Regions from separate parts of the Mus musculus genome. Here region 2 is linked to region 1. A link is a loop called in an ENCODE intact Hi-C map of the cell type or tissue named here. Cell type or tissue: left cerebral cortex. All regions are shown on one strand.

Region 1 (2,500 bases):
TCAGTGTGGGGTGGGCTAATTTTGGTCCCTGCCTCTTCTCTGTACTTTCACAGGCTTGTGGATACCCTGTTAAGTCTGGTTTAAAATGTAAGAGCATCACACACATCGTCACTAGTTTAAAAGTTGCAGATACTTACATCTCACTAATTGTTTTGGTCTGAGTCGTACATCCATTCTTCCCTTCCATGAGATCAAACAGTATTTGCAGAAGCCATCTCTTTCATACTCGTTAATCAGAATCAGTTCTTTAGTCTGTCTTTGATGACACTGGTATTCTTGAGAGTTAACATCTTTCAGGTTTTGAGATTCCTAAGTTTCTGATTTTTTTTCTTTGTGAAAGCCTTGAGGACATGCTTTGTGGTAGAAATGCTTTAGATTAATTGTGTATTGTCTTCAATAAAATTATTTATATATTATTATTACCATTATTATTATATTTTTTAAAAATATTTTTTATTTGGTATTTTCTTCATTCAAATTTCAAATGTTATCCCAGAAGTTCCCCCATCACCCCCCCCGACTCTCCTACCCACCCACTCCCACTTCTTGTCCCTGCCGTTCCCCTGTACTGAGGCATATAAAGTTTGCAAGACCAAGGGGCCTCTCTTCCCAATGATGGCCGACTAGGCCATCTTCTGCCACATATGCAGCTAGAGACACAAGCTCTGGGGGTACTGGTTAGTTCATATTGTTGTTCCACCTATAGGGTTGCAGACCCCTTTAGCATATTATTTTTAAACACAAGCTCGCACAGTCTATTCCTAATTGGTATAATACTTGCTATGTAGCCCAGGATGGCTTCAAACTCAAGTAATTCCTTTTTTATCAGCCTCCCTAGTGCTAGAATACAGGCATCTGGAATTATACTGTTGATTACTATTTTATTATTGCTGTTATTATAATCAACTTATGCATTATGCTGTGTCTTAGTTTCATTTTTCCATTGCTTTGATAAAATACTCTGAAGCATAGCTTAGTGAGAAGAAGTGTATTTGGCTTGTCTTTTCAGGTCATTTTCCAACATAGCAGGGAAAATCACAACAGCAGGAGAGTGATGGAAATGGTCATATGGCATTCATAATCAAGAGGAGGATAGTGAACAGTGCTCATCTTGCTTTCTTTTATGCAGTCCAAGATCTTGCCTAAGGAATGGTGCCGCCTACAATGCACATGCTTTCCCACCTCTGTTAGTGCAATAATTATAATCCTTAAATATGCTTATAAGGCTTATCACCCCAGTGATTCTAGATTTTATCAAATTGATAGTTCACACTAACCATCACAGATGGCTTTCTTTTCAGTCTCTTTTTCACTTTCAAAAGTCCGTGAATCGGATCTTACTCAGAATTCTCAGTGTGGGCTGGGCTAATTTTGGTCCCTGCCTCTTCTCATGAGAAAAGACTCGAAATGTACCATTTTTGTTTCCAAGTTTCTTATCCCCTTAGAAATACCTCAGGTGGAATAGCCAAGTACTCAAGAAACAGCCAGAGGAAATTAATTTTAAGATTTCAACATCTGTCACTCACACTAATGTCTTGTGTAACTGAGTTGATGATACCATTGGATACGTGACAAACTATCTTTTCCCACCTTAGCTTGCACATTTGCCCTTTATCCAAGATTATAAGTAAGCCTAGTCCCAAATAGTTCTGGTTGCAGGAGTATGTATTTGAACATTTATAGCCAGTTGAACTAGTTCCTCTGTGTTCTATGGACACAGATTGTATGGTTAACACATTTTTCTTCTTTTTAAAATTACTTTTTATATTTTTTAAGAAGAATCAATGTGGACAGCTTGATGAAAAACCATTCCCATTTTTTTTGCATAAAAACCTCTAAACATAATAGCATGCCATTTGAGGGCTGGATAAATACTCCTCAGTTGCATGGGACAACCTATTTGTTTTTGCTACCCCACCCTGAGATATAACTTAGATCCACACTGATAATTGATTTTTTTTCTTTTTAATTTATTGTTGGCTTTCAGCCACAGGGAAAGCTGTTTGGTGAGCAGATGGCTGAGACCACTTGTATCTGTGGCAGCCAGGTCAGTCAACTGCAAAGAACCCCATAGTCTACTGTTGGACTGGCCTGAGGCACCCAGAAAGGCATGCCTGGCTTTCAGGGTAGATGTGAGGGAATTGCCTCATAGTTTAGATAATATTTTCCCTCAGAGGGTCAGGTCAGACACTGCACTCTGATGTCATAAACTTCCAGGCAAGTGGCAGAAATTTGGTACCATGGGATTACTTGCAAGAATCAGCCAGAAGTCTCCAGAATCTGGTGGAGTGAATTATAAGTCATTGAGTAAGATGTTCATTAACCTCTTTTTTGGAAATACATTCCACTTGCTTCATCAGAGAATTGTGGACTTTTAAAAACAAGGAGTGACTTTGGAGGTTATGTATTTGAATGATTTTCCAGCCAAGTCCACCGAGTGTGCCTAATTCTCCTCAGACTGCAGGAACTCTGAGACAGAGGTTCTGCTTGTATGAAGTCC
Region 2 (2,500 bases), 260 kb after region 1:
TGTTGGACGAGTATGTAAGTTGTGAAATCATGGGCTGTCAGAATCAGGGTACCCTAGAGGTTTTCTCATCTAGCAGTGGCTCATGGGCATCATGCATCTCACCATTCCCAGTTCTGCACCTGTGACAGACATCACTAATCTATCATGGCATCCTTTCCCAGTAAGCTGGAATGCAGCTTCAGAAATCTTAATACACAGCGCAAAACATAGAAATGATTTGTTATTTCTTAGGCAGCTCCACTCTATGTCTTATAACAGATGAGAAAAATCAAAATTCATCGTAAAAATTTTTTTGTCCAAGTGGAGGGAAAAATGGTGGCCCTGTCTCTTGACCTCTGGGGCCATGTTTATTCTTATTCGTTTCCCACAAGCTGGTACCAGTGGTTCATATTACATTAAGCAATGCTGAATCACACAGTGAGGGAAAAAGCGGTTCTGTTTTTTAAACTTTCTGATCGTGACATAGAAAACATCCTGGTTTCATGATGGTCAGTATTTAAAGCACTAATTCTGTTTGTTGATTAAAGTGTAGGCTCAAGTCCAGAGTAGCCTCTACGTAGAATGCAATATGCTATTTTGTTTTCCCTTTATTTATGTTTATAGTAACTGTCTAGCTATGACAAAATTTCCACATGCAGCAATGAAAAAACATCCCTTTTTAAATAAACTAATTAATGATTTTAAAAAGTCTATAGAGAGAACAAATTAACTAAGGTAGGTGGCACACAGATGTGGAAAAACACAAATGCCAAGAATATCCTATGCACACTGAGAGCATGGCCTCATCTGAGGCTCCTCACTCTTCTCTTTCCAGGACAAATGTCTCTTCTCCCCTCCTCTCCTGGAAGCTATTTCTTTGCTTGGTCTCCTGTCCTTTTCATTTCCCTCTAGCCTTCTCCCTGGGTTCTAGTCTGCCAGCCATACCTCCCCAGTTGCTAGACTGTCATTTTCAGCATAGCTCCATCCATCTGCCAGAGCCGGGGATGACTGCCTCTCTTCAGACCATATGGCCTGGCAGACTAGGCAGGCTCAGTGTTGATCCAAGAGTGGAAGGCAATAGCAGCTCCATCCTTCTCAGCAGAAGGATGGAGGCAAACTTGCCCACCCGCCACTTCTCTTAGCCTGGGGGAAAGCAGGCCGCAATGAGCCACCTGTGCACGGTGCCTCCCTCCTCCATAGGCTCTGTTCTTAGATGTTCTGGGCTCTTGCTTTGGAAGAAGCATCTTTGGACAGACAGAGCAGAGAACTCTCCAATAGGCCCATAGCCTCCCTTGGAGGAAGAGAAGACCTGCAGAAGCCACTTTGTGGTAGAGCTTGCTCCAGCCTTGGGGTAGGCCATGGTGTATGTGTGGGGGAGTCATGGAGTCTGGGCAACCCCTGTTGACAATGCTAGCCCCTCCTGGAGGTCAGCCTACTTACATGCATTCTCACAATGAACAAAGTGAGGTAAAGCCACAGGAGCCCATCAGAGAAGAAAAAGAAGCAAAGAAAGAAGTGAATGGACAAAGGAAAGAAGTAATGGAAAAGTAGAGGTAGACCTGCCCAAGACTAGTTGTAAAATTTTCAGATATCAAATAAGAGGTGTCATGAATAAGTCATTCTAAACCTCTAGTAGTTATGATGCACACCCTAATAAAACCTCAGTACGGGCAGGGGAAAGTGCTGATAATGGCTCACTTTTATCCAACAACATTTGGGCACCTGCTATGTGTCAAGGAGGTCCACCAAAGTACAGGTCAACATGTCTTTACCTTCACAGATCCAACAGGTGAATGTCTCCATAGGATCGTCATGGACATCTGGATGCTGGAATCAGACTGCTGGGTTTGAAGTCTGGTGTCCACATCTCAGCTCTGTAACCTTCAGCATCCAATAAAGCCATGGACATCCCCTTAGCTATAAAATGGAAAAAGGAAGTTTTTACTTGAAGGGTCATGGTACAGGTACAAAGACATGAAGGATGGCATGGTGCGGATGTAGGGATGCCTGACTGAGGTTTGGGTTTGCATTTCCAACGACGACCAATAACACCTACTTACGTGCGTGTTACCACATCCCTTTTGGCAGTGGTCTGTTCCCATCTTATGTACCTTTCTTGGTTCTTTGCAACATTAGTAAGCTAGGGCTACTTCCATAGCATCTACATGCAGTTTCTTTATCAGATATATAACTTACAAGTATTTTCCCCAAATTCTGGCTTTCTCTTTTCATTTTCTTAACAGCATTTATCTAAAAATGCAAAAATTCTCAATTCCTGCAAAGTTCAATTTATTAAGCTGTTTTTGTTTTTAAATATAAGTTGTTCTTTTTCAGTGCACTTCGATTAAGTTTTGTCATTATATATCTTATGATTCATTTTGATTTTGTGCCAGGGTCAATCAAGGTTCATTTTGCTTGCATGTGGTGAACAGCGTTGTTTATAATTTCTCCATAACAAATGAAAACAATGAGGTCCAAAGAGTCCAGCTGAGAGCCACTAAGTTACACATCTTATGAACGA

The links. Hi-C counts contacts between places; a loop is a spot of excess contacts. Peaks named below come from ENCODE experiments on the same cell type or tissue, not always from the same donor. Only the 100,000 strongest peaks of a DNase experiment are listed, where the experiment ranks them.
Region 2: a loop joins it to region 1, with 15 times the contacts of the local background. A loop is called at or near these places in 2 of 42 quality-filtered maps.

The regions. Positions count from the first base shown.
Region 1 is chr11:43,882,596-43,885,095 of GRCm38, forward strand. It overlaps a transcript of Adra1b not described here. Among named protein-coding and RNA genes, the nearest start is that of Adra1b, 47 kb to the left of the region's middle. In left cerebral cortex, no CTCF peak of the experiment used is centred here; a DNase peak (open chromatin) is centred at 1,269; H3K27ac peaks cover 1,170 bases.
Region 2 is chr11:44,142,192-44,144,691 of GRCm38, forward strand. No RefSeq gene overlaps it. Among named protein-coding and RNA genes, the nearest start is that of Gm12153, 180 kb to the left of the region's middle. In left cerebral cortex, no CTCF peak of the experiment used is centred here; a DNase peak (open chromatin) is centred at 1,058.